Linked DNA regions of Mus musculus: region 2 is linked to region 1. A link is a loop called in an ENCODE intact Hi-C map of the cell type or tissue named here. Cell type or tissue: heart. All regions are shown on one strand. Each heading gives the region's core, and the rest is flanking DNA. Links, peaks and the distances in the headings are about the cores only. Region 1 holds the start of Dyrk3 (dual-specificity tyrosine-(Y)-phosphorylation regulated kinase 3). Region 2 has its middle 21 kb from the start of Gm41952.

Region 1 (15,216 bases), core at 2,305-10,304:
GTCACTATACAAACCAACCAATGCCTGAAAGAATTACTTGCTACACCAATGAGAACCTTGTTGCTCAAATCTGCCCCTTACAAAGGTATAAAAAGTGTGTTCTTTCTTGGTTCTGGGTCTCTCCTCTGGCCTGCGTGCTGAGAGGGGAGTCCCCAACATGTTGGATCAATAAAAATCCTCACGCAGTTTGCAGCAATGGCAGCGTTTTCTGCGTTCTTTGTGAGTAAGGGTCTTTTGACGAACTCCAACACTGATCAAGACAGCTTAGTCAGCCAACAGGTTCTCCAGGGCAGGAGGGAGGATTAAAAAGAAAAAAACAATTAGACAACACTATAGCATGACCCCAGCCAGTTCTGAGGCTGAGGCAGGTTTATTTTTTTCCAGTCTGCTTTTATACCATTTTAATTACGTGCAAGTAACAAGGTCAGTTCTAGGTTAAGGAGCAAGGAAGACAATAAACACAAATAGTTGCGGAACAAGCAAGAAAATAAAGTCCCTGACCAAGATATAGGAGCCACTTCCCTGTCCTAGCCCAAAGCCTTATCCTTGCCTGAAGCCTACTTCTTTGTTCCAGCCTAAAATTAGATTTCTTCCTGGGCTTACTTCCTGGTCCTGGCCCACTTTCAAATTCCTGCCTGAAGCCTACTTCCCTGTCCTTTCCCAATGGCAAATTCCTGTCAAGCAGCCCCGAAAGCTCTTCACAGGCATCTCACTTTGTCCTCAGCTGGGGTAATTTCCTTGTCTATATGGTCATGCTACCCATTGAAGCACCAAATGCTGTTTTTAACAAAATCTCACGGGCAGTGGTGGCGCACATTTGGGAGGCAGAGGCAGGTGGATTTCTGAGTTTGAGGCCAGTCTGGTCTACAGAATGAGTTCCAGGACAGCCAGGGCTACACAAAGAAACCCTGTCTTGAAAAACCAAAAACAAACAAGCAAACAAACAAAAATCTCAAATGTTTGATTTTACCAATAAAGACTTGGGAGCTGGATGCTGAGATGAAAGCCTACGAGCTCAGAAAGTTATAGAGAAAGCATTCAGCTCACCTTCTCCCGCTGCTGATGTCTCAAAAGGAAAAGAAAAGCTCTCCTCCAAGCTCTCTGAAAAACCCTTCACACTGAATGTCCCTCCCTCTACTTCCTATGCAGCTCTCTGTTCTTCCTTCCAACTTCCTCTCACTCTCTACGGTTTGTCCCTATGTTTACTCCATGTCCAGTGGTTGTTTACTCTGCCTCTTGCTGCAATGGATTCTTTGCTTTATTTGAAGTGGGAAGATCTACTTCTAGTCTATACCAGAACATGAAAACAGTAAGCTGTTGCTCTTTGCCTGCTTACCCTCTCTCCCACTGGCAAGTCCATTTCTTCACTGGCATTAGGATTCCTGCACATACTGAAGACCATCTAAGACATTTAGCCTCATGGAAGGAGCAACTACTGGATTCTTGGACCTTTTGTTTATAGGTAGCCATTGTTGGATTAGCTGGGCCACAGCCTGTAAGTCATTGTATTACATTTCTTGTATAGGTAGAGATAGATAGATAGATAGATAGATAGATAGATAGATAGATATGAGATAATGTCTTAGGATTTCTATTGCTGTGTAGAGACACCATGACCATAGCAACTCTTTTTTTTGTTTTTTTTTTTTTTTTTTTTTTTGAGACAGGGTTTCCCTGGCTGTCCTGGAACTCACTCTGTAGACCAGGCTGGCATCGAACTCAGAAATCCACCTGCTCTTGACAGGCATGGTGGCGCATGCCTTTAATTCCATAGCAACTCTTACAAAGTAAAACACTTAATTGGGGATTCTTGTAATTATAAAAAGATAAAGAGATATAAGAATATATTCTATGGGAGTGTGATGAGGTGTGGGAAAAGGGGATGTCTCAGCAGGCCTATGCCAAGGCGTCCCTTCCTCCTGAGGGACCAGCCACATGAAGGTATAGTATACAATAGAGTTTATTCAGGGCATGGGGAAGAGTGTTTAGAGGGTAGTAGTGGCAGAGGGAGGGCGGAGAGAGAGAGAGAGCGAGTGAGAGAGAGAGAGAGAGAGAGAGAGAGAGAAGTATACTGTATAGTAGAGGCCAGTCATGACCATGTGGAGAGAGTGGGGAAGGGAATGGGGAGAGATGGGGAGCAAGGGAGCAAGAGGCATGAGAGAGGCAAGAGTAAGAGAAGGAGGAGGGAGCAAGCAACACCTTTTATAGTGGGCCAGGCCTACATGGCTGTTGCCAGGTAACTGGTGTGGAGTTTAGTCAGAATGCTAACAGTGCTTGCTTACAGATCCGAGGTTTAGACGATTATCATCATGGCAGGAAGCATGGTGGAATTCAGGCAGACATAGTTCTGGAGAGGTAGCTGAGAGTTCTACATCTGGAGCCACCAACAGCAGAAAGAGACAATGAGTCACTAGGCCTGGCTTGAGCTTCTGAAACCTTGAAACCCACTCCAACTCCACCCCCCACCCCTGTGACATATTTCCTCCAATAAGGCCACTATGAGTCTATAGGGGCCATTCAAACCACCACAGATAGAGCACCCTGCTCTGCTACCTATGATAGCATTGGTGGTTATACAACTGTATGAAGCTGATACAACTCACAGAACTGTGACCTGTAGTGAACTTAGGGGCTTGGGATATACTTTAGTGGCAAGAGCATGCTTAGTGTTTAAAAGGCTCTGGAATGAATTCCACGAACTACAAAAAGAAGAAGAAAAAGAATAGTTAACTTTATTGCATATAAATCAAATCTTTAAAAGAAAACCACTGTAGGACACAGTGACCCATTCCTGTAATCTCCCAAGAAAGATTGTCTAAATTAGACCAGCCCTGTCTACAAAGTGAGACCCTGTCCCAATAGATATTAAATTAAAATGAATGACATTGGCTGGAGAGATGACAAGGTAGTTAAGAGCACTAGCTGCTCTTGGAGAGGACCCACATTCAACTCACCAACCATCTGTAACTTTAGTTTTCGGGAATCCAATGCCTTCCTCTGGCCTCTGTGGGCACCAGGCATTTGGTGCACATACATACATGTAGGCAAACACACACACAAACATACATAGAAAACCCCGAACTTCTTAAAATAAAGGGTTAATTCAAAGACTGTTGAAACACAGCAGAGAGCTCTGAAGTGACATCTCAGTCAGGTGAGATGCCCTCACAGGACCCCCAAGGACTGCAAGGGCAATGCCCTCAGATGTTGCCCTCAGCAGCCTCAGAAGCACAAAGTAGAGAAAGACTTTGAAGAGATTTGCATGCATGGCTTTGTTTACTATAAAAGCAAATAAGACTCACAGAACTACAACTTTGAATTGTATTATTAAAATATGATCAATTTGCACCAAAAGTACAAAGACAGTAGAAAATTTGAAATCAAACAAAACTTTAGATTCCCCAAACCTCTATAAAAAAAGGAAACATTTAAAAAAAATGAAATATTCACCTGCTAACAAAAACTATCTTTCATTTGAAAAGGAAGTGTGATTCAGAGGACAGAAACCTCAGAACCCAGAGAACAGCCAAAAATAATCATTCACAACCTTCAGCAGTCATCAGGGAGCTGGCCCTGCTGGGGTTCATGTAAACTGTGATCAGGAGTAAGTGTGTGCATCCAGTTCCTCCTCGTAGGGAGAGTCTTCAGGAGTTATACTATGCCTGTTCTCATTCTAGATGTCGGGCTTTTCAAGTCAAGAACTGTACTCAGGGGTAGAAAGATGGCTCAGCTGCTAAAAGCACTTTCCACACAAGCAAGCCTTACAATCTGAGTTCAATGCTCAGAACCCAAGGTGGAAAGGTGGAAAGAAAGAACTGAATTCCAATAGTTATCTTCTGGTGTTCACACTGATGCTCAGATATGCCCACATTCATAGACACAGACACACACACAGACACACACATACAGACACACACACATACCACACATATCACACACACCACACACAAACACATACCACACATATCACACACACCACACACACAAACATATACACTACAAACACACCACACGCATAAACACACATACCATACACACACAAACATACACATCACACACCACATACTACACACCACACACACTCACACATACCACACACCACACACACTCACACATACCACACACCACACACTCACACATACCACACACACACCACACACAGAGACATATACAGACACACATACCACACACACATTACACACACAAACATACATACCACACACAAACACACCACACACATAAACACACCACACACACAAAAACACATACCACACACATATACATACCACACACAAACACACCACACACACATAAACATACATACCACACACACAAAAACACACACACCACACACATTTTACAACCTTTAGGGCTGTAGATATCACACACACACACACACACACACACACACACACACACACACACATAAACTTTTGGGACAGGGGTTTGGGACTGGTAAAGACAACCTTAAGGGCTTAGGAGACACAAGACCAGGCTGACAAAGCTGGAAATATCAAGACTCACTCACTCACCAGTGAGTCTCTCAGGTTCTAAATGAATGACTTCTTTTAAACGTGCATTTCAGTTCTGTGATGCATGTATCATTGTATATGCATGTATCATGGTATATTCCACTACAGAGAAATTCATAGCAACACACTGATTTCAAACGGAAGCCAACCCCCCACTAGCTGCTTTATCAAAAAATTACAGCTGAGTTATTACAGGGGAATGTTTGTGTCCCTCCTGAAGGTGCTGTGGTCAAGTTCTGAATGCCCACTTGGTTCCTTTGCTTTCTGTACTGGAGATCTAAACCGGAGCCTCTTGCATGCTACACAGACATTGGTCTACTGAGCAATACTCCAGGTCCCTGTGTCTTTTCCTTATGATTTTGGGATAATTGCATTTAAAACACATATTGCAAGCTCTTTAGTTTTCCTGTTCACTAGAACTGGCTTCTAAAGACAGGCAGACATCTCAGGTGACTTGGCTAGTATGTGGTAGGATTCTTATTTTATATTTTCAGAAAGATAATGCTGATTTCCAACCACTCTTCATTTATTTAAAATCCGTTAATTTATTATTCAGTGACTTCATACACTATATCTTTGGAAAAAATTTTTGATTTATCTTATTCTTTTGAGCATATGTCGGTGCAGCACATGTGTGCCTGGTACTCTCAGATGTCCGATCCTCTTCCAGAGCTGCTAGTGCTCATGACCACTGAGCCATCTCTCCAGCCCCTATCCAATATATCCGATCACATCCAACCAAAGTCCCTCCCTCCTACTCCTCACTTCCTCAAAACTTTGTCCTTCCACCAGCATGTTCCCCCACCTTTTTTTACTTACTTTAATGTAACATTTATCAAATATATTTTGCATAGATTTCCATAGGTTGCACATATGTAAGCATATGGAACACTTTATACAGAGAAATCGTATTTTCTTTGTATTTCAATATCTGTTGAAGTACACTTAAATGAGTCTTTTCAAGAGCCGGAGGGTACAGGGCAATTGCTTAATGAGGGTGTGGTCGTTGTTACAAAACAGGGGTTCTTTGAAGAAATACTGAAAAGTACTTAGGTCACCAAGGTCAGATACTCAGGAGGTCCAGCACCCTCAAGGAGTTCTCCCTCCCTTACTAGGGAAATAACCTACTAAAGACAAAGGCAGCCTCTGTATCTACTCCCCTAACCCGCTGGAGGCAAGTAGAACAGGAAGGCTTTAGCTTGGCTCTAGAAGATGCGCCTTAAAGACAGAAGGGAAGACTTGCAGTGATTCGAAATGAGGTAATTAAACATGTCCAGGCAAGTCCCAACCAACCCTTCCGGTAGTAGTCTGGGGTGTTCACCTCTTAGAAGTCCTGAGAGCAGGATCAGTTAGTAGAATTTTGTAATCTTGGAGCGGGGGAGGTGCCTTTGTTGCCATGGAACTCTGTCTACAAACAAGAGTCAAAGAGCCCAATTTAAAAACAAAAACCCTAGGAAAGTAAGATTGCACTGGTTGTGGATGAAAGAGAGACAGAAAACTTCTAAAAGATCATCATTGAAGAAAACATTTTTACTTATATCACAGGCTAAGTCAACACTGAACAGATGAAAATAAAGTGTCCCAAATGGACAGATTCTTAGCTGCAAATAGAGTGTGGATCTTCTGAGAACAGGGACTGTGACTTTTACGAACCCCAAAAGGAGCCTCGGTTGGACATTTGAAGATTCGTGGAATTATGCTCTATGAAATAATTTCCAGTGTGCACCAGGTGGCGTGCGCCACCGATGCGTGGAAGAACCTTTGGTTTTTGTTTTGTTTTGTTCTCATAGATCCAATGGGCTCATCCTATGTGTATGAGTTTATGCCTGTGCACCACATACGTGCCTGCTACTCTCAGATGTCAGAAGAGGGCATTAAACACCCCGGGACTAGAGTTATGGATGGTTGTGAACTGCCACGACCGTGTTGGGAATCAAATCCGCTCTTGCAGAGGAGTTTTGCAGCCTTAGGAAATCTGATGGGCACCAAGCTCAACACAACCGCCACTTCTGTGGCTTAACAGCCTTTCTTTTCACTTCCATTTTAACTGTCGAAATAGACTTAACATGGACGGTACTTCTCAGAAAGAGTGAGGTACGCTTTCACATATTAAAGATGCGCAGAGCTCTCCAAGCGGTCTGCTGAGCAGGCAGGCTGTGCTGCTGATACTCCCATGTTTGGTTTCACGGCTAGGTGAATACGAAGAAGCGTAGGTTCCAAGCCAGTTTCCTCTTTTGCAAAAAGAACTGCGAGCACACCACCCAGGAACAGCACGCCCCTCGCTCCGCCTCCTCCCCGCTCCCTCCAAGGCGGCGTTGCGCAGGCGCGGCAGGGCGTGCGCGGTTGCTAAGCGACGCGGCCGCTCCCGCGTGGTCTCCCTGCGGACCGCGCGAGCCCAGTGCCCAGCCTCGTCTTGTAGCGAAGCCAGCAGGTGCGGTGCTGGAGGCGACCCACCGGGCCAACCGCCGCCTCTGTGTCCGCGGGGCGAGCTCGCGATGGGAGGCGCAGCCCGCGATCGCGGGAGGAAGGACGCGGCGCTGCCGGGGGCCGGGCTCCCGCCGCAGCAGCGGAGGTAACGGCGCCCGGGTAGGAGCGGGAGGACTCCTTGCGGGTCTGGGCTGCCTGTCCATCAGCGCGGTGAGCGGGAAGGGCGGGGGAGGGCGGGCGGGACGGCGCGGCCTCCGGAGAGCTGGGTCTGGGACCTGCGCGCAAGACCTGCGCCCTGTTGCTCCGAGAGTCTGCCCAGCCCGCCCTGGCCCTGGGGTGGAGCAGCAGAGACCCGGGACCTTGTTCCCCATGTGCCGCTTTTGGGGGGGGGTCCCTTTCCCCCTCCGCATCGGGCCCTGGCTAAAGGAACCCAATCCGCTCGTTCGCGTCTGGCTGTTACTCTGCAGATGCGGTGCTGGTGTGTTTCATCGTGCAGTATGGCAGAGGCCGGACCTGTCTAGAAAATTGCCTGTTATCAAAACATTGTCTGAACCTCAATATATTTTTTAGAAGATATTTTAATTTCTTGTGGGATGTTTTTAAAGCCCTCCTTTATTCCTTTAACACTTGTGTTAAACTCTATAAGTATTTTTTTTTAATAAGACAGATCTCAAAAGTGACTGAAAAGATATTTTTTTTAAAGACAATGAAAAATGTTACCTAGTCATGGTTGTGTTAGTAGTATATAATCTGAGATGGTAACATGAACCGGTGACCAGAGTGACCCGCAAATCCGTAGTCTTGGGAGCAGATAAAATGCATTATTCAAGGCCATCTTGTGGCTTTAGTAAATCCTGCCCATTGTTTGTGTGCCTTCACTGTGGAGGACCCACAGTGTAAAGACAGAACCATTCTGTAGTCCTTTAGCATTTTAAATATCTCCATATGCCAGGAAATGAAGTGGGAACAGAAGAGAGATTTGGTACATCGTGTAACTTAAAGCAAAGCATCGGGTGGGTTCCTGTTGGCTGCCTTTTTTCACTAGTTAGCTTAGCTGTAAATGGGTGCATAAAATAATGAAGAGAAGACAGCTGTTCTGCTAGTCTTCTCTTCTTGTAGTCTGAGAGTGTAGACGTCCTTTTCTTCCCATTTACCTGTGAGGCTGTTCAGAGGGGGAAGGTAGCACAGCCAGGGGCTGAAACTAGAATAGAGGTGTTAGACTTGCATTCTAAAACAAACCTCTATGTTATGTTTATTTCTTTCTGCTTTTAGGTTTCTTATTCAGTTCAAGTTAATTGGTAGTCCCTCATTTTTTGAACAGCATTCGATTACTTATTATTTGTTAGTTAGAGACAGGGTCTCTTTATTATGTAGCTTTGGCTGTCCTGGAAGTCACTCTGTAGACCAAGCTGGCCTCAAACTCAGCAGAGATCCACCTGCCTCTGCCTCCTGAGAGAGGGATTAAAGGAGTGTGTCACCACACCAGTCTGTTGTAACTAATGTAAAATTGAATCCAGAGATTTTTTTTTTCCATTCTTTACAAAGAAAAAGGAAACAGATGTGTTGGTGCAGAGGTGGAGGCAGGTGGATCAGTTTGCGTTCGAGGCCAGTCTGCTCTACACAGCAAGTTCCAGAACAGCCAGGACTATGTAAGAAACCCTGTCTCAAAAAAACAAAAAAAAAATTACAGGGAAGAGAAAGGTTAGAGTCCTTCTCTCCCACTGCCGACTGCCCGGCTTGTTTTTGTGCAGTGTCAGAAAGGGTAAGAAGCGCTTAAATCCTGGGGTGTTTTGAAAATGCAAGCTCATTTTGTTTAGTTACTGACCGGTTTTATCTGTAACCGTTTCTCCTAGGTTGGGGGATGGTGTCTATGATACTTTCATGATGATAGATGAAACCAAGGGCCCACCCTATTCGGACACATTCAGCAACCCCTCTGAAGCACCTGTCTCCAGAAGGCTAAATGTAAGTAGGAAAGGAAAGAAAGTTGCTTGGGGGAAGAGGAAGTGCTCCTTAATGCTCTTGGCAACGCGGGAGTTCCATTTGTTATTTGTGGGTTGGCTGCTTTTGTTTTGAGGTTTTTGGTTGGGGAGTGTGTGTGGTTCTTTTGCTTTTTGAAAGATTATTGTTTTGACACAGAGTTGCTTAGTGTGTGTAGTCCTGGCTGACCTGGAACTCTGTGTAGACCAGGCTGGATTCAAAGTCAGAGGTGTACCTGCCTCTGTCTCCAGAGTACTGGGATTAAATGGGTATATTACCATACTCATATTACCATGCTTGGTTTGCTTTTGATTTCTCCTGACTTGGGGAAAACAGTTTCTGTGGTTTGAGGTCGGCTTTTTTTGGAACAGTTTGGATTTGAAGTCCACCCTTTCCTTATTCCTTCTGCTGGGGTAGGCATGGCACTTGGGGTCGCGGAAGGAACTCTTGTTTAAGCGGTGTTTCTTTTTTATGGTAGGTGACATACATAGAGCATGACAAAGGCTTCTTTTAACAGAAGTAACAAGGAAAATAGTGTCAGAATTCACAATCAGCTCAGTTTTTCCCGTTTAGTCCTGGCAGATCAGTATATGAAAGACAGTTTAAAAAAAAAAAAAAACCCAAAAAACAAAAGAACAAAACTTCATAAATTAAGTTGAAACAGTAAGCCTGGGTTTCTCTGTGTTGCCCTGGCTGTCCTGGAACCCGCTCTGTAGGGGTCAAAGGCGTGCACCACCGGGGGCCACTCGTCCAGCTTGGGCTTTGGTACATTCTGATCCTTTATGAGCCCCAGACCCTTAGCTTTCGGTGCCCTTTTGTTTAAGGTAAGAATGAGATGAACTCACAGTCCACAGGCACAGGCAGAGGAGCAGAGCAGGGTTTGGACAAGTTCCAAGGCAAGGAGTCACGGTCTGTGACTTGAAACTGTGCTACAATGTGTCATCTGCTGAAGTGTCTGACTTCCTGAGCTGGCACGGCTATGTACTTTTCCCTTCCGAGGTTCCTCTTAAAACCCACCTTTGTTGCTTTGTTCCTTCCTTGCTTTACTCTGTAATTTTGCTTTAAAAATAGTAACATTTTATTTGTGCATGTTTTGTGGTGTGTGTGTGACCAGACTTAGTGGCAAGCACCTTTATCTGCTGAGCCATCTTGTTAGCCTTGTCATTGTTTCTAGTTCTTCCCTAGGTCTTACCACTCTCAGGGTTAATAATATTACAAGCTTGGTCTAAATACGTTTGGAAGTCTGGTCACCCCATTTTTAATCTCTTCTGGGGTACAGTGGGGCTTCTTTCCATTCCTGTCAGTTGATTTCTGTGGTCTCTGAACACCTCTGAGAAATCCAGAGCCACCTCTGTGGTGGCCATCGAATTTCCTGGCTCCCTGCAGTTGGGCATCAGGCACAAACCTCATTTAACTTTAGGTTAGAGTTGATCCGTGTTGATCTCTATCCTAAACTTCTCTCAAATTATATTTCAGGATCAAGTGAATTTCTTACTGCATGTTGTTGACTCTGACAGTTATGGAGAAGCCCTAAGATTTTAGATTCTAATCCAACATGTCATTGCAAGGGCTTTTCTTTAACCTCCCTATCCACTTTTATTGTGTGTGTGATATTGATGTACGCTCTTCTGTCTTATTTGGTTTCTTGATCAAGAGCTTTCACACATGACCAGCCTTGCTAGCCAGCTTGCTCTGTTTTTGCCTTCTGAAGCTGGAATTAGAGGCAGATTCCATGCCCACCCAGTGCTGACAGGACGGGTCCTCATGCAAACACTTTAACCCCTGCCCTGTCTCCCCAGCCTCTGTTATTGGCAGACTTGGCTGGGAGAGTGCTTTTCAATCCCGTGGGAGCACTTACAATCCCTAATGCTATGATTCCATTCGCAGTGTCCATTAGTCCTGGCACAGCCTCAGAGGCAGCCTGAGAGCTTTACAAGGCGCTCCTTTCACATGCTCTAATCTGTCAGTCATTTCCCTAAAGGCTTCGTTCTATTGAACCAAGTTCTTTGCTGCAGAGATTTAATTAAGGTCAGGAGCTGGTAGAAGGTAGGAGTTTTTTGTTTTGGTGGTGTTGGGTCAGGATTGAACCCAGGACCTCATGCATGGTAGGCAAACACTCTACCAACTGAGGCACATCCTCTGCTCCCAAGGGTAGGTTTTTATATCTGGATTAGGAGATTATTCATTCTGAATTTTCCAACAGGATTTTTATAGGACTTAACTAGTACAGCACATTTTATATAAAACCCAATATGCTTTCCACATTAATGGTACCCATGAAGTATTTTTAAGAAATAAAACATGATATCCTTGCTTGATCTGTCTCTTGTACATAATTACATGGTTAACAAAATACTTGGTTGAGTCTACTATATAGCTTTCTTTTTTTGCTGGTTTTTGTTTGCTTATTTGTTGTTGTTTTTTGAGACAGGTTTTTTTCTGTGTAGCCCTGGCTCTCCTGGAACTTGCTCTATAGACCAGGTTGGCCTCTGACTTAGAGTGCTAGGATTAAAGGTGTACACCACCAGCACCTGGCTTATATACCTTTCTGATTATCATGATTATAATCCTAGACTAGAAATATATAGTATTTTGTAACTAATAATATCGTATATAGGAATACTGTTGTTTAAGGGTTTCTATTTCTGTGAAGTGACACCGTGACCAAGGCAAGTGTTATGAAGGAAAACATTTAATTTGGGCTGGCTTTACAGTTTCAAAGGTTTAGTTCATTATCATCATGGCAGGAAACACTGCATCATGCAGACAGTCATTGTTTTACCAAAAAGAAAAAGAAGCCAGGTTCATCTCACAGTCATGGTGCTGCAAATGTAGCTGAGAGTTCTACATCTGGGTCGGCTGGCGGTAGGAAGAAAGGGTGACACTGGACCTGGCTTGAGAGCCCACCCCCAGTGACACACTTCCTCCAACAAGGCCACACCTCCTAATAGTGCCACTCTCTATGGGCTTGTGGGGGCCATTTTCATTCAAACCACCACAGCTGTAGATTGAGGAAAATGGGAAAGAATGTTTTATTATGCACAGGAGAATTGGTATATAATTGATTTGTATAAGGATTTGAGATTTATAAGAAAGAGAAACATGGTAAGGAAAGATTCCTTCCCCATGTGGAAAAAACCCTTGATGGGATTTGCCCAGTTTACTGGAGATCTGAGCTTTGATAATCTCTAGTGGAACACATCTCCACTATCCACTGTCCTGGAAGCCACACTTCAGGAAGGACAAGGTGAAGAGGGCTCAGCAGACACAGATCGGGGATTGGGGGGGGGGGGAGGACAAAATGAGGATGGTGCCTACAGAATTGTGAGGTGAGGACAGGACAGCCCTGGTTACTTTTACAGGGACTCTATGAAACCTGGACATACCCTGTGAAATTCTGGGTACTGTGGAGGATTTAATCTGCACAGGGTGCAGGTAAGGCTTGACCGAAAGAAGAGCCAAGAGTCAGGAGATCCTAGTGATGTTCTTAGTTCTGTTAGAGTAATTCTATGGAAATCAGACCTCTGTTAAATACTTGTTCTTAGTAATGTACTGAGCCTGAGACCCTCTCTTCATCACACACAGAAGTGAAGACCTTCAGAGTCAATGCAGCCTTCACCAGGCAGAGAAAGCTCCAGGGGCAGACGCAGGGCCACAGACAACATCCCACCGGCTCGATAACACCTTGGGAGGCGTTAGAGCAGTGATTTTATGGTGCAGCTTGACTATCTCTAGAAAGATAACATATGAAATTGAATAGCAAGCGGAAGGCAGCCTTTATGTGGGGGAGGAACCGGCCTTGGTGGTCCCATGCAAAAACTTAACTGCTAGGCTCTTCTTTGGCCAGATACTTGGCTGATAATCAGTAGAAAAGGGCCTTTAATGTAGACGGAGCCACCACAGGAGGAAGAGAAAATCCACGGCGTGTGTATGTGTGTATGTGTGTGTGTGTGTGTGTGTGTGTGTGTGTGTGTGTGTGTGTGTGTAGGGAAGGGAAGAGTACAGGGGCTAAAGTGGTCACATTTTGAGAATTTTACATAGTGGTAGCCAGTGTTTTTGCATAAGTTTTATAGTTTGTGAGAGTCTTTCCTGTTTTGAATATAGCTGGACTTCCACAATGTGCTGCCAAGTAGATATTTTACATTTTATACTAGAAGAAACAAAGGCTGTGAAAAGTTCAAGTGACGGTCCCAGGTCATAGAGCTTTAAGTAGTACAGCCAGGACCAGCACAGCCCTTCTGCCTTGGTCTATCTGTACAATGCCTTCCCAAGAGTTTAGCAGTACATATTTAGGTGCATTTAAATTAGATAGTAGACAATTTAAGGAAAAATGACCAAGTTGCATACAGATACTCATTTTTGGTACATAAATTAACTAAAGCCATGCCATTATTTTTGCCTAGCTCAGCCTTATAGGTAGATTAAAGTTCTTTTTTCTTTTTTTAATTTTTTTTTTTGTTTGTTTTTTTTCGAGACAGGGTTTCTCTGTAGCCCTGGCTGTCCTGGAACTCACTTTGTAGACCAGGCTGGCCTCAAACTCAGAAATCTTCCTGCCTCTGCCTCCCAAGTGCTGAGATTAAAGGCGTGAGCCACCACACTGGGCAGATTAAAGTTCTTAAGAGTACTTGATTTTTAGTATGGGGGCTACATTAGTGAACAGTAGGCATGCTGGTGAATATTGGAAGGACAGATGAGGGAACTCATTTCTGGTCTGTCTTTCCCTCCCTCCCTTCCTCCCTCCCTCCCTCCCTCCCTCCTTCCCTCCCTCCCTTCCTCTTCCTCTTCCTCCTCCTCTTCCTCCTCCTCCTTTTCTTCCTTCCTTCCCTCCCTCCCTCCCTCCCTCCCTCCCTCCCTCCCTCCCTCCCTCTCTCTCTCTCTCTCTCTCTCTTTCTTTCTTTCTTTCTTTTTTCTTTCTTTCTTTTTTGAAACGGGTTTCCTTGTGTGATCCTGGCTGTCCTGGAACTAACCCTGTAGACCAGGCTGCCCTCAAACTTTAAGAGATCTGCTTGCCTCTGCCTCCTGAGTGCTGGAGTTATTGGCGTCCACCACAAACACCTAGCTACATTTCTGGTTTTTCATTTCTAAAAGTGAGCTGGCTGGGTGGGTAAATGCTCTTTCCACCATGCCTGAGTTCAGTCCCTGGGAGCCATATGGTTGAGGGAGAAAATTGGAAAGCTCTTCTCTGACCTCCACATGTCAGTCAGGGCACATGGCCTCCTCCCTGCAAGAAATACTAAGTATCAACAAAAGTATGAGACTTAATTAGTGTGGTACTACAGAGAGAAGACTGAAGTTGGGTCTTGTAGGCATGTAGGATGAGAATGGATCAGGGAGAGGATATAGGAGTCTGTCTTAGTTGGGGTTTCCATTGCTGTGAAGAGACTATGACCACAGCAACTTACAGATTCAGAACTTCAGTCCATTATCAGCATGGCGGGAAGCATGGCAGCGTGCAGGCAGACATGATGCTGGAGGAGCCGAGAGTTCTACCTCTTGATCCGAGAGGAGCAGAAGGGGATTTTGTACCACACTGGTATACCTTGAGCCTAGGAGGCCTCAAAGCCTGCCCTCCACTGTGACACACTCCTCCAACAAGGCCAGACCTTCTACTAGCGCCCCTCCCTATGGGCCAAGCATTCAAACACATGAGTCTGTAGGGAACGTTCTATTAAACCACGGCATTCCTGTGTGCATTTCAGAAGAGGAGAATGTTACATGTCTTGCTCTGATGTTCTCTTCCATATTTCTTTGAGACAGAGACTGCCATTAAATCTGGGGCTAGTCTGTCTGTCTGTCTCTGTCCCCCATAGCCCTGGGACTACAGGCACATGGACCGCTTTTTACATAGGTACTAAGATCTGAATTCAAGTCCTCATTCTTAGCACTGAGCCATGTCTCCAGTCCCCTGCTTAGCTCTTTTAACTCAGTCAGAGAGAAGGCCCTTTCGCCTTCCTCCTGTTTCTAGCGCCATTAACTGTGCGCACTCTGTTCTCCCATAGATTACCACTGAGCCACTCACGAGAGGCCACACTCAGCACTTTGTGAATGGAAGTGAGATGAAGGTGGAACAGCTGTTTCAAGAATTTGGCAACAGAAGATCCAATACTCTCCAGTCAGATGGCATCAGCAACTCGGAAAAGTCTTCTCCGGCTTCTCAGGGGAAAAGTTCGGAAAGCCTGAGCGCGGTGAAGTGCAACCTTTCCTCCAGGCCGTCTAAGGTGCTGCCGCTGACTCCTGAGCAAGCGCTGAAGCAGTATAAACACCACCTCACTGCCTA
Region 2 (15,216 bases), core at 4,179-12,178, 150 kb after region 1:
ATGTAGACCAGGCTGGCCTCAAACTCAGAGAGATCCTCCTGCGTCTGTCACCTGAGTGTTGGGATTAGAAGCTACCACACACAGTGATTCTTTTTTGATTTTTGTCAGTTTTCTGAGTCTTCTCAGATTCCCTATCTGGGGGCGGGGTGGGGATAACCCCCAGGTTAGGTGTTTTGGAATAATTTGGGTAGTGAGAAGCTGAAGGCAACTAGAAATGGGAGGAATCAGAGTGTCTGAAGTCTCCTCTTGTGTCCCGTTTGAGTCATAGCTGCGTCTTTGCTCTCAATAACAAACTTTTATTGATGTCAGCATCTTTCCAGACACGTATGACAGAGATTTGGTACCAGAACACATCCTGATTGGAGAAGTCTGGGGTATCAGAGACACCAGGCATCCTTCCACAACCCCTAAACACCTGTTTCATCCAGTTTCTTCAATTGATCTGTACATGTTTCTTCCGGCTGGAGAAGATGGGCTGATTCTGATGTTCGCTGATGTTGTAGCTGTGAATGAACTGCATTGTGGGTAGTTGGAATCTGAGGGGATGCTCTTGGGAGGAAGAATCCATAGCACCCATTGCTTTAGAGCCACAATCTTTCAAAGTTTCGCTTGATCGCTGGGTCTTCTGTGGAGACTTACAATCATTCAAGCATGAAGTGACCTGCCCATGCCTGTTGTATGGCTCAGATTGTTACTTTTGTTCCTGTCAGCATGTGGGCTGCCTCACATGGATCTGTTACAATTCATACAATTCCTTATCTGATACAAATTTACCATTGCTCTCAGTTAATAGCATTAGTGTGTGTGTGTGTGTGTGTGTGTGTGTGTGTGTGTGTGTGTATGTGTGTGTTTAAGTGTGTGTGGTGTGTTTTGGTTTTTGGTCAAGAAGACTTTAAGCACATTAAAGGGCAGGAACTTATTCCTATATGGCCACTTATCTGCACATTTTTTTGAATGACAGCTTGTACCAGACATTAGTCTAGGTCTCATGCATTTACTATAATTTTCTTTATTCTTGAGAATTTTGCACATGTTGACAATGAGATGTTATAATAACCCTCATTTCCTATCTCCAGCTCCTCCCATAACCTTCCCCAACACCACTAATTTTCCCCCTACTCTTCTTTCTCTACCTCCTCCTCTTCCTCCTCCTCCTTCTTTCTTCTTTCTCTTCTTCAGTTCAATAAGTCCAATTTGTACTGCCCATATGTGGTTTGGGGCCATCCACTGGAGCACGGGAAATTTACAAGTGACACCCTAAAAAGTGATTCTTCCTCCCTAGCAGCTATCAATCACCAATAGCTCCTTAGTAAGGGATGGATCAATGGAATGGCCTCCTCCATCTATGGTGGAATTTTGGTTTGATCTTGTATAACACAGCTGCTGTGAGTTCATGTGTGTAATAGCCATATCGTGTTCGCAAGGTAGCATTTCACAGTGCTTCTCTCCATCCTTTGGCTCTTAATTTTTTTCCCACATCCTCTTCCATGATGTTCTCTGAGCCCTATTGAGATATAGGGATGTGTTTGTGTGTGTCCTATTAGGACTTATCTCAACACTTTGATTAATGCATTGATTGTTGCCCACCGTTGAAAACACGTTTCCTTGACTCATGTTGGGAGCATTCAGGCCTCCTGGGTATAAACAAATATTTATAAGAAATTGACAACATGACCATAATTAATCAAAAATAGTAATTGCAGGCACTACCCAATGGCCTCCCCTTCTTTGGGCTCCTAACCAAGATTTACAGTACTAGGTATGAAATTCCTTTCTGTGAAGCAGATCCTCAATTCAAACTGAAAGTGGTTAATTACCACTATGACAGTCATGCCACTAGTGCAGGCAGTGGGTATGACCTGCCTGGCAGATCAGTAGTGTAGCATGCTGGTCCTGTGCTGGGTAAGACCACTGATAACCTTTCTCCCCTGGCAACCTGCACAGCATCTGCTGGCACTATGAGAGCTAGCTAGCAGGAAGGAAGTTTCCTGATTGGTTTGAGATTAATTACTCTTTGTCCTACAGCCAAAGGGTGTGACAGAGCCTTGCTAGGTCTTCTTTATATGTGTGCATGTAGGGCTGGTGAGATGGCTCAGCGAATAAAGACACTTGCCACCAAACCTGAGTTTGATCTCATGTTCTAACATGGTAGAAGGAAACAACCAACTCTTTCAAGTTGTTTTCTGACCTACACACCCAGGCCATAACATTTTTGTATGTACACATGTGTGTGAACACCCCCCTAATAAAATGTTAAAAAAAAAACCAGTGCCAACTAAGAGATGTTAATATGACTAATAAGATCACTTACCAGAAAAAAGAATGACAACTTCATATTTTGCTTATCTGAAAGTGCCATATGCTACCACACACTGGAAAAATTTTTTACTTATGTGACTAGAAAAAATATATATTACAAAGGAGATGATCCAAGCAGATCAAAGCATTAGGCTAAAATACGAGGTTATTGAATTAAAATTTAAGATGTAGTCATGACTCACAAATGGACATGGGAGAGAACCAACTGAATGAGTAAAAAGCAAACTGAAGATAGACTTCCTAGAACACTAAATCAAAAGATAAAGAAATGAATATGAAAGACTAGAACAAATGTGAACGACAGATATCAAACACATCCCACAAATTTCAGCTCCTAAAATTAATGTACAGAATTATGTGCAGCAAGAGCTTTTTGTAGAAAATGTATTCCATTCAAGAAAAATCTTAAGAGATATTTTATTTATATAAAAAATGAATGTGACTCTTTTACACACACACACACACACACACACACACACACACACACACACACACACACACACACAGAGTTAACCAAGGAACAGCATTGTGTCCAGCACAAACTGATAGACAGCAATGAAGTTCAAGAAATAACCAGAAATCAGTCTCCCAGTGCCCCCAGCCCTGTTGACTGGCTTCATACTTGGGCATGGAAATTTCCACAGGGAAAAAGTGTCTCCAGGTTCATGTTCTTCTGACTAACCAGCTCCAGAAGGGCAAAGAGCCTTTCTGTTTTACTTGCTTGTACCGTGCATTAATCTTCACTCATTGTTTCAGTTTCATTTTTGTTAGTCTTATAAGATATCCCGATAAAAGGCAGTGCAGGGAAGAAATGTTTTATTTAGCTCTAGGTTATGGCCCGCCATTGTGGGAAAGTAAGAGCAGTAGGAGTTTGCAGTAGTTTGGTCACATCACACACATAGTCAAGAACAGAGGAAAATGAAGGTATAACATGCTTGCTTCCTTGCTTGTGCTCCACTTGATTTCTCTATTATTATTATACTGTTCAGAATTTATTTTATGTATATGAGTACACTGTAGCTGTACAGATGGTTGTGAGCCTTCATGTGGTTGTTGGGAATTGAAATTTTAGGACCTCTGCTCACTCCTGTCAGCCCCGCTTGCTCAGTCCCTGCTCGCTTTGGCCCAAAGATTTATTTATTATTATAAATAAGTACACTGTTGTTGTCTTCAGACACACCAGAACAGGGCATCAGACCTCATCACAGGTGGTTGTGAGCCACCATGTGGCTGCTGGGATTTGAACTCAGGACCTCTGGAAGAGCAGTCAGTGCTCTTACCCACTGAGCCATCTCACTAGCCCTCAGGTGCAACTTTTAAATGGAAAAGATTTAAAAGGAGCATATAGAGTTTATTGGTGTGTATGCTTTACATATAAAGTATTAACTCCTATGTGGGGAGGGGAAGAAGCTCACATCAGATTTCTTCTCCACCTTTGAGCTGCACAATGAAGATATACAACCTAGAGGTCTACACAAGGGTAAATTGTCACTTATAATATACATACTTAGAAAATACAAGTTTCAGGACTGTCCTTGAGAAAACTTGGAACAAATTGTGCTCATGAACAATAAAGATAAGTCAGGTACAGACCATCACTAGGCCCCATGGCTTTCTCTCTGAAATATCTAAGTTGGCCTGCTTTCTGTATCACCCCTATTACTGCTCGCTTCCCCTCTGGGCTGGTTGGCTTTGTGCTTGGGTAGCAGATCACTACAGGGAAACAGTGTCTCTCCAGATTCATGCTCTCCCAGCTTCACCAGCTCCACAGGGTGAAAGGACCTTGCTGTTCTGCTCGATTGTATCATTGACCTTGGGTTCACCTTCAGTGACCTAGTCCAAGTCAATATCCTTTCATCCAAACATCATTACAGCCTGTTAACTTCCCTTTCTCTTCCTCTCTTAATTTTCTAGGTCATTCTTTGTGTTCTTATCTCCTGCTAAACCACATCACACCATTTCCTTGCTTAAAATAACTTTATGGTTTCTCCTAACATATAGAATACATTTGAGTTCCATGATGACAGCAAATTCAAGGTCATGGTATGTTGCATGTAGCTTTAGCTACAACACCTTAAGTCTGGATCAGCTGCGCTACCAGCCCCTGCCTAGAGGATATTGGATCCATGGATGAAAAACACAGACACATACGCCTGTTAATTTTAAAATGCCTTTGCTAAGTCAATGACTGAGCACTGCTAAACCTCTCCTGCCACCCCAGACATAATCAGATAGAGTGGCCACTGGCCATTCCAACAGAAAACTCACATGGCTGGATGGCTTTATCTCCTGCAGCTACTCCCCGCTTCTCCTCGACCCCCTCCCTGCATTCTCCCAAGCAACTCTTAGTGTCTCACCTCATCCTCGGTCATTGGTTGCTGGTGTCTTTATTGATGAATCAAGAAGAACTGGGGAACAGGATCTTAGCATCAGACCCAAGCCCTACAATGGTAACATGGCCTTCATGATCCTTATTGAGAGGCCCATTGGCTACCACACTATACAGCTGCAGGCAGAGGAGGACACCCAGAGGCCAGCCAGGTGCATAGCCTGCCCTCAGTGGTTGCCACTATAGTGTGCAAGTATGTGGTGGACAGATGGGTGAAAAAGAGAACTGAAACAGTTTGAACATTCTGAAGAGAGGTGGAACTGGAGACTCAAGTGTAGAGAGGAATAGCCCACTCTGAGTAGCTAGCCTTACCACCTGAGGTCATGGTAAAATCCCAGCTGATGCTGCCACTGAAGTCCATGTCTGGGTTTGTGGCCATGAAGCAACAGGGATCTGTGTTGATGTCTATGGTCCATATTACCACTAAAGACCATGAAGGTATCCCTGATCTGGGCTGCTACCTTTGACCACACTGATGTCCAAGGGCTGTGCAGTGCTGGTCCCACCCCTCCCTGACTTCAGTATTCTGGAAATCAGGCCCCACCTCTTACCAGCTGCTACACTTAGGAGAGCAGACCCTGCACCTTGTGCCCCTTGCTGGTTGCAGCATTGGGTGAGCTAGCTGGGGCAGTGCTGGAGAGCTCGCCCTGGTGACGCCGGTGCACTGATCAACTCAGCTGCCACCCAGGCCCAGATCCAGGGCTTTGAGTTGGCCCACCCAAACATCTACCCCATCTATGAATTGCTGGAGCACATGAAGGTGCCAGTCCTGCAGATCCGAAACTCCAGGATCTTCATGACACAGAGCAACAATAGGATATCCTCGAGGAGTCCCAGTGAGGTCCCAGTATTGATAGAGTAGCAGAAGCCAAAGATCCTGAACCAGACTGATGATTCAGTGCAATGAACTTTTGCAAGGAAAGACGTGTGGACAAAAGGGTACACTGTGGGGCACACTACATACTACAGCTTCCACCACAAGAGATTTTTTTTTATGCTTTGCTTTATTACATTTATTTTTAAAAAAATTCTTATGGGTAGATATGGAGAGACAGGGAGATGAGCGGGGTTGGGGTGCATGATGTGAAACTCAGAACTGTGGCTGTGCATGCTATCCTCACTGGACTCCGTTTGCTCCACTCTGGTGACACTGTCACTTACCAGTTCCTTCTGTTGGTGTGCCATGTCTTACTGTCATCATTACTATCCACGTCATTTCCTCCATCCTCTCTTTAATTCTCTCCTTTTGGCTGCTTCTCTCTCATGATGCTGGAGCTGACTCGTCCTTTCTCCTCCGGGGGTAACTGGTCCCATGTTCTAAAAAGAGGCTTTGTCTCTATTTTAGGGGCAACTTTACTTCAGGCTGCTTGCCACTATTTTTGACTTGCATACATACCTAGTATGTCTTCACCTGTGTTACATGAATGTGGAGATCAGGACGGAATTTGTTCTGGTCTTAGCGCTGTGTGTGGCACATAATGAAGCTCATAATTCACATAGCCACAAGGTGAAAGGTAAAAATTTTTTCTATTGAAGACATGAACTATAACCTTAAAAAGTAGAGCATAGTATGCACTCATTGATAAGTGGATATTAGCCCCAAAGCTCCAAATACCCAAGATACAATTCATAGACCACATGAAGCTGAAGGAAAAGGAAGACCAAAGTGTGGGTGCTTCAGTCCTTCTTAGAAAGGGAAACATATAGCTGTCTCTTGTGAGACTATGCCGCGGCCTAGCAAACACAGAAGTGGATGCTCACAGTTAGCTATTGGATGGATCACAGGGCCCCCAATGGAGGAGCTAGAGAAAGTACCCAAGATGCTAACGGGATCTGCAACCCTATAGGTGGAGCAACATTATGAACTAACCAGTACCCCGGAGCTCTTGACTCTAGCTGCATATGTATCAAAAGATGGCCTAGTCGGCCATCACTGGAAAGAGAGGCCCATTGGACTTGCAAACTTTATATGCCCCAGTACAGGGGAACGCCAGGGCCAAAAAGTGGGAGTGGGTGGGTAGGGAAGTGGGGGGGGGGTATGGGGGACTTTTGGGATAGCATTGGAAATTTAAATGAGGAAAATACCTAATAAAAATATTTTTAAAAAACCTGGAAAAAAAAAGAAAGGGGAACAAAATACGGGAGCAAATATGAAGACAAAGTGTAGAGCAGAGACTGAAGGAAAGGCCATCCAGAGACTGTCCCACCTGGGGATTCATCCCATATACAGTCACCAAACCCCAACACTATTGTAGATGCCAAGAAATGCTTGCTGAAAGGAACCTGATCTAGCTGTCTTCTGAGAGGCCCTGTCAGAGCCTTATAAATACAGAGGTAGATGCTCACAACCAACAATTGGACTGAGTGCAGGGTCCCCAATGGAGGAGGGACTGAAAGGACTGAAGGAGCTGAAGGGGTTTGCAACCCCACAGGAAGAACAACAATATCAACCAACCAGACCCCCCCAGAGCTCCCAGAGACTAAGCCACCAACCAAGGAGTACTCATGGTTCCAGCTGCATATGTAGCAGAGGATAGCCTTGTCAGGCATCAATGGGAGGAGAGGTCCTTGGTCCTATGAAGGTTTGATAGGGGATTCGAGGGCAGGAGGGACTGGGTGAGTAGGTGGAGGAACACCCACAAAGAAGCAGGGGGGATGACAAAGGGGGTTTCTGGGAAGTGGGGTGGAACTGGGGAAGGGGATAACATTTGAAATGTAAATAAATAACATATCCAATAAAAAAAGAAAAAAATAGAGCATAGGGAAAACTTGAAATCTCCCAATTAAATGAAAACAAAACAAAACAAAACAAAACAAAACAAACAAAACAAAACAACCACAACAGCACATTGCACTTCTGGATTCTGCTCAGCTCTACAAATTGATGCCTGGAGTGATACAGAGTTGAACATGGGGTTAGCTGTGCTTGTAGGATGCCTATCGCCTCGAGGGAAGGATAGAGTCAGTGTGTTAGAGAGGGATCCCGGGGTAATTGTGCACATGTGTATAGGGGTAAGGAAGGGAAAGTGCAGAGCTCTCAGCATGGGATGCAGTAAATAGGGTGAAGCTGCAAAGGACCATCCAAGACCTCTGTGCATCTGCGGACTTCCAGTGGGCTGAGAATATTGTCATGGAGGCGGAGCTCTGGCCTGGGAGGCCACACATTCCTGGGTGGCAGGTGCATGTGTCTCTTGCTGAACAGCAGGTGCACCAGGAAAAAGCTCCCAGTTCATTCAGTCAGTGAGCAACAAGGACCTCTTGTGGCATAACCAGGAAAGGGTGGATTAATTCAGCAACGAGGCTCGTGGAGCTGGGGAGCCACGCAAGAAAGAACAGCCATGCAAGAAAGAACCATGGCTGTGCGTGCGTGGGTGCATGAGGACTGCTCATGGTGTACAGAGGAAGGTTCTTAGTATGAATTTGTGTTACTCCCAGTGATCATGGGGTTATTGCTGGGTAGGGAAAATAAACAGGGATGCCCCCCATGCTTGAAACAGTTTTTCTATGTTTTAATAAGGATGCCCCTTGAGGCAGCCTGCCCACAAATTGGTGCACCTAGGAACCAGGAAGGAAGTCAAGGGGTCAGGGAGTGGTACTTAGCTTTCTTTTTTTTACTGTCTGTAACTGAAAGCTAGTTCAGTATCATCTTGCAAACAATGGAAACATATTCTTGATCTTTTGCCACTACTGCTATTAAATACACTAAGCTGCAGTATCTCCTATTCATGTCTATTAAATACATTATGCTGTAATATCGTATGTTCAAGTTAAAATGCCAGAAACACACACTAATATTTACAATTCTTTTAAAGGATGTTGTATGATGACTTATTAATGTACACATTATTTTTAAGGTTCACTTATTTGTGTTTTATGTCTATCAGTGTTTGCTTGCATGCATGTATGTGAACCATGTGTGTGCCTGGTACCTGCAGAGACCATTAGAGTCCACTGGGTCCCTTGGAACTGGAGTTATGGATGACTGGGAGCTACCGTGTGGGCACTGGGAATTGAACCTGGGTCCTCTGCAAGAGCAGCACTTGCTCTTAACTTCTGAGTCATCTCTCCAGCCCTACACAGTCTTTTTGAGAAGCAGAGTATCTTTTAAGTATTTTTGACAATGGAATGAATGTAATCAATGCACCTGGATTGGGGAGAGCCCCACCTCCTCCCTCCCACTCACCCCAGGCACCCCAGCAGGTCTCCTTCTTGACGTCATGTCTTTTTGTTGTTAATAACAGCTTCTAATTATTGTTGCTCATCAGACTGTTGACTGATCCTGTTCAGGTAACCATAGTGCAGTGAGTTCCTGGGTGTAAGGGTCTTCTTGTCCTGTCCAGCAGACAGCATTTCCCAGTGCTCTTTCCCAATTTTCCAGCTCTTACAGTCTTTCCATCTTGTTCCTTGAGCCTTGGAGAGCTCTGTGTGTGTGTGTGTGTGTGTGTACACATGCACACATGGGAGAGAGAGAGAGAGAGAGAGAGAGAGAGAGAGAGAGAGAGAGAGAGAGAGAGAGAGAGAGAGAGAGAGAAAGAGAGAGAGAGAACGAGAGAACGCTATTTAGGGATGAGACCTCAATAGGTACTTAATCTCATCATTTTGACCAGTTGTGAACCTCTGTTTTAATTCCAGTCCACTGCAGGAAGACACTTTTCTGGCCAAGGCTGAAGACAGAATTAATCTATAGGGATGCTAATAAATATTTAGAAGACCATTTGACAACAGTTCCTTCTTAGGGCCTATACCCTCCCAAGGCATGAGTTTTTGACCAGAGTCATAGCACTATGCTTGAATTTCTTCCTGTGGAGCAGGCCTCAAATCAAACCTCAAAGTTTTCTCCTGTAATCTCTGGCCACTATGGCATCAGTGGGCACATGTCAAGGTATACATTATTTTGGCTTATAATTCTTAAAATAATGAAAATATTTTTTTAAAAATGGCATAAAATCTTCAGTGTGAGATCATGATTAAACTACATTTAATAAAAATATACCATAAGATAGCAAAAATCCTCTTCCACAACCTGGTTAGTGTGGGAAGCCATTGCAGAGTGGCAGTTGCAGAGTGGCAGTTGGCTACTGCTGGCCACCACACATACATAGGCAGTGAAGGTTCTTTTGCCAAGACAAGTTAACCAATCAGATGTGAGACATGCCTCTCCTAGGCCTATGTAAGCAGCACCAGTTCTGGGCTCAGGGTCTTTTTGCCTCTACAATCAAGCTCTCCCAATAAACGTGTGCAGAAGGATCCTGTTGCAGCGTCGTTCTTCCTGGCCAGTCGAGCGCGTGCAAGAATTGGTGCCGAAAATCCGGGAAAAGAAACATCTTCAGGCACGAGCGAAGACCCCCTGCTACAGGGAGGATTCAGAACTGCATCACAGGGAAGGAGCGGTTAATAAAGGTTCCCGTAAAACAGACTGTTGAGAAGGATCCAGCATGGATTCAGAACTCTTCAGCTGGGGAATGGTGGTAATGAAGTGTTCCTGCAAAACAGACTGCTGAGAAGGATCTGACTGCGTGGATTCAGAACTCTTCAGCTGAGGAACGGTGGTACCGGGTAAAGAAAATCTACTTTGGGTTCGTGAAAGATCAAGATGAATCCAAAGATGATTCTGCTCCTGATGATTGAGACCGGGATAAGTATACCTTTGTGGGCCATAAGTTCGCCCTAGGTCATTTAGCAGTTACTGTCACACAGTACTGCGGTATCCAGAGACGGGCAACTTTCCTCATGCACAGACCAACCTAAGACACGGGGCCCAGTGGCGATAGGGTTACCCTATGACGGGAAAGGCTGTGACATTAGAGGAACGACCTAAAACAGGAGCCATGGCGGATGGACATAATTGCACAGGCCTAGACCAGTCTCATTTTATTAAAACAAAAAGGAGGAGATGTGGGAAGCCGTTGCAGAGTGGCAGTTGGCTACTGCTGGCCACCACACATACATAGGCAGTGAAGGTTCTTTTGCCAAGACAAGTTAACCAATCAGATGTGAGACACGTCTCTCCTAGGCCTATGTAAGCAGCACCAGTTCTGGGCTCAGGGTCTTTTTGCCTCTATAATCAAGCTCTTCCAATAAACGTGTGCAGAAGGATCCTGTTGCAGCGTCGTTCTTCCTGGCCAGTCGAGCGCGCGCAAGAGGTTAGATCCCTCCAGGAGAAACTGAAAATTTACACAAACTTTAAAATATATGGATAGAGTTTGATACATTTCTCAACATGTATACCCTACAGGCCATAGACTGAAGATCTGAGATATCGAGTTAGTTTGATATGTCAGTTGGTTGGGGCATTGTATGCCATTCTTAAAAATATTTTTGGAGTACCACTGAACATTATGAGTGTTTTATGAATTCTTTTGGTGTTCAAGTGCCCTGTGCTTCTGCCATTGACTTTTTCCTTTTTGCAGATATTATCCCCCACATTAACTGGCTCTTTTATTGTGCTTATCATGCCCTTGAATGTTGAAGAATCCTCACTCGGCCATTCATCTCATCTGGAGCTTTCTATTTAATCATGTGTGTTATGTGACTGTATGTGTGTGGGTATGCGCACATATGTACATATATGTGAACAAGTATATTTGTGCGTGAGGAATCCAAAAAGGAACATAGAAACCTTGAGCTGGAGTTACAGGCAGTTGTGACCCATCCAATGCTGGTGCTGAAATTGAACTTGGGTCTTTTGCAGGAGCAGTCCATTCTTAACCAATGACCCATCTCTCCAACCTCCTCATGTCGGCGCTTACTGGTAATTTTTTAAAGGTGTGTGTGCCTGTTCATGTAGGTCCTGGATTTCTGGCCCATCTACATCATTAGGATGTGTTTGAAAGTTAACTGTAGTCATTAACATCTGCACTTTTTCTCTAAAAGTTTCCTAGTAATGTCTTTTGTGGGTTCCTTTTACAGACTTAATGAAAGACACTCAATGTCTCAGCTGCAGGCAAATGTTCTCATTGTAGCTTTTTGAAACATGGGGTAGGTGACTGCACGTAGAAGTCATGGGAGTGACTGTGGGCATAGAAGACACAGATGTGGTCTCAGGAGTATTCTTCATCTCTTCCTGTGCTATCCCTGCTCAATAGCCAGCAACAATAAAGAGGAGTTCCAATAAGCTAACGAATCGTCATTTTTACAGCACCCCTTTTCTTCACGTGTGGTAAAGAATGGAGCTCACAACATACACTGGTAACTGAGGCATGGAACCCACCTCCCACCCTCCTCCCCCACCCCCCAGATCAGTTCACTCTGTGACACAGGAAGCCACTACAGGGGCTTGTTTGGTACCTTGAGACTGTGCTTTCACATGAAAGGAAGGATAACTCATGATCCCCCAATGCTATGTGTGATCTCATAGGTGCAAGTTTTTGTGATCTGGAACAATGGTGAGTCTGGGTGGTTCTGAGGTTGTGGGCCTACACTCTCTTGGCCTTGAGGCATCTCCTCGCTTTATCCTTAGAGGCAGATTCTGTTGGCTAACTGAATACAATATCCTCTGTCCAGCCTGCAACTAGGGCAGACTTTAAATTATGGTCTTCTCCTTCATCTAGTCTTTGAGAAAGTCTGCACTGATTGTCCATCCAGTTTTAGGAGAATCACCAGAGAAGGTTTATACAAAAGGTGGTAAAATACATGTTGCAAAGTCACCTGACCCTTGTATTTATTACAGTACTAGTCACAATAGCTAAAATGTGGAGACAGTACATTGGTCAAAGAATGTATAAACAAAATTTATACACACATATTTGTAGACATATATGTGTGTGCATATAATAGAATATTGAGTGCCTTGGGAAAAAGGGAACACTGTTAATTTGCTACAGAATTAATGGACCTGTAGAAGGGAATGCTAAACTTTTAAAAGTGGATAAAGAAAAGGTTTTGCAGGGTCTCTCAGTTATATATATGATACCAAGGATAAAATACACAGAGATAGAGAACGGGTTGGTAGGAAGTGGAGTCAAAGGTTATAAAGTAGCAGATATGTAGGAAGACCAAGCCTAGAGAGCTGATGTTCAACATGAGCTCAGGTGTTACTAAATAGGCATTTTGTTTAAGTAGATTTTAGCTATTTGTTACACAAAGTAACTGTATGAGATAATAGTCATGATAACCTAGCTCTCTATACAACCATATATATCTACCCAGCACACACTCCCCAAGTACCATGAGAAAATGAGGCCCCATAGCCACTAGATGGCACCATAGCAGTCCTTGTGCCTCAGATGAAATGGACTTCAAACAGGAACTGTCATAGTTGGGGGTTACATGGGGATGTTGGTGGGCTGAGGGTGGTAACAAAATATATTTCTACTAAGGGACTGTTGTTCAGCTACACTGCAGATGACAGGAACTGGTGGACGCAGCTGTAGCAGGCACAGAACCAACAATGAATGTCACATGCCTCTTACAGCAGCTTTACCTGGGCAGCTGCCTTCTGCAGAGTGGATTTTTCCCTAGCCCTATCCCAACCTTTTTCAGTTGCCACTGGCTTCATAATTCAGGTCAGATTGCAGTATCCTCTGAGGCTTGGGAAGCAGAAGCCAGAATGGGCTCAGGAGACAACAGCTTATACTCCAGTGAAGAGCAAGCCTGGGGAATGATGTGTGGGGTAGGGTGGAAGGAAGATCAGGGTGGATTTTCTTCACTAACACATTGAGAAGAGCGTTGCTGAAGGTATGCTTGCATCTTGGAAGAGTGCTGTGCCAGCTCTAAGCCAGGAATGATAGGGACACACACCTTTAGTGATCTGGGCTCTCTTATTTCCACAGGGATGATGGCAACCCCACATCGCAGATACTCAGTGCTATACCTTAGCTCTCAAGGGAACGAGACTAACCACAAACAATAGGAACTTGCCAAGTCCCATTGCTTTGAAACATTAGGATCTTGTTGGGATGAATTTATCATGTACACAGATGAATGAAAAAGATTGGCATCTTGGTTCCAGGACTCCGAAGAAAGTAGTCTGCACAGGTGAGAGTGTGGACTACAGAAGCTAACAGCTTCTGGGACAGGCAAGAGCCACAGAGCTTCTGAGGCAGCGCCATTTTCGGCTCCAGACATCCGGCCACCTTCCCAGCCAGAGGACAGGTGTCCGCCTGGCCCGGGAGCCATCTTGGTTCCGCCCACTCCATGGCACCCCAACATACCCGAAAGCTAGACCCAGATTTAAAAGCATATCTCATGATGATGGTAGAGGACATCAAGAAGGACTTAAATAACTCACTTAAAGAAATACAGGAGAACACTGTTAAACAGGTAGAAGACATTAAAGATGAAGCACAAAAATCCCTTAAAGACTTGCAGGAAAACACAACCAAACAGGTGATGGAATTGAATAAAACCATCCAAGACCTAAAAATGGAAGTAGACACAATAAAGAAAACCCAAAGTGAGGCAACACTGGAGATAGAAACCCTAGGAAAGAAATCTGGAACCATAGATGTGAGCATCAGCAACAGAATACAAGAGATGGAAGAGAGAATCTCAGGTGCAGAAGATTCCATAGAGAACATCAGCACAACAATCAAAGAAAATGCAAAATGCAAAAAGATCCTAACTCAAAACATCCAGGAAATCAAGGACACAATGAGAAGACCAAAACTACACATAATAGGAGTAGATGAGAATGACGATTTTCAACTCAAAGGGCCGGCTAATATCTTCAACAAAATAATAGAAGAAAACTTCCCAAATCTAAAGGAAGAGATGCCCATGAACATATAAGAAGCCTACAGAACTCCAAATAGACTGGACCAGAAAAGAAATTCCTCCTGACACATAATAATCAGAACAACAAATGCATTAAATAAAGATAGAATACTAAAAGCAGTAAGGGAAAAAGGTTAAGTAACATATAAAGGCAAGCTTATCAGAATTACACCAGATTTTTCACCAGAGACTATGAAAGCCAGAAGAGCCTGGGCAGATGTTATACAGACACTAAGAGAACACAAATTCCAGCCCGGGCTACTATACCCAGTCAAACTCTCAATTACCATAGATGGAGAAACCAAAGTATTCCATGACAAAACTAAATTCACCCATTATCTCTCCACGAATCCAGCCCTTCAAAGGATAATAACAGAAAAAAAACCAATACAAGGATGGGAACCACGCCCTAGAAAAATCAAGAAGGTAATCCCTCAACAAAACTAAAAGAAGACAGCCACAAGAACAAATGCCAACTTTAACAACAAAAATAACAGGAAGCAACAATTACTTTTCCTTAATATCTCTTAATGTCAATGGACTCAACTCCCCAATAAAAAGACAGACTAACAAACTGGCTACACAAACAGGACCCAACATTTTGCTGCTTACAGGAAACTCATCTCAGAGAAAAAGATAGACACTACCTCAGAATGAAAGGCTGGAAAACAATTTTCCAAGCAAATGGTCTGAGGAAACAAGCTGGAGTAGCCATTCTAATATCGAATAAAATCGACTTCCAACCCAAAGTCATCAAAAAAGACAAGGAGGGGCACTTCATACTCATCAAAGGT

Evidence for each region. Hi-C counts contacts between places; a loop is a spot of excess contacts. Peaks named below come from ENCODE experiments on the same cell type or tissue, not always from the same donor. Only the 100,000 strongest peaks of a DNase experiment are listed, where the experiment ranks them.
Region 2: a loop joins it to region 1, with 13 times the contacts of the local background. A loop is called at or near these places in 4 of 42 quality-filtered maps.

Annotation. Positions count from the first base shown.
Region 1 is chr1:131,129,968-131,145,183 of GRCm38, reverse strand. Dyrk3 (dual-specificity tyrosine-(Y)-phosphorylation regulated kinase 3) reads left to right here and starts at 6,950. Exons shown (of 3, transcript NM_145508.2): 1 at 6,950-7,104; 2 at 8,813-8,924; 3 at 14,939-15,216. The coding sequence starts at 7,028. In heart, for the core only: a CTCF peak has its summit at 6,270 (motif pointing right); a DNase peak (open chromatin) is centred at 6,853; H3K4me3 peaks cover 2,005 bases; H3K27ac peaks cover 1,992 bases.
Region 2 is chr1:130,977,351-130,992,566 of GRCm38, reverse strand. No RefSeq gene overlaps it. Among named protein-coding and RNA genes, the nearest start is that of Gm41952, 21 kb to the right of the region's middle. In heart, for the core only: CTCF peaks have their summits at 4,855 and 7,971; no DNase peak of the experiment used is centred there.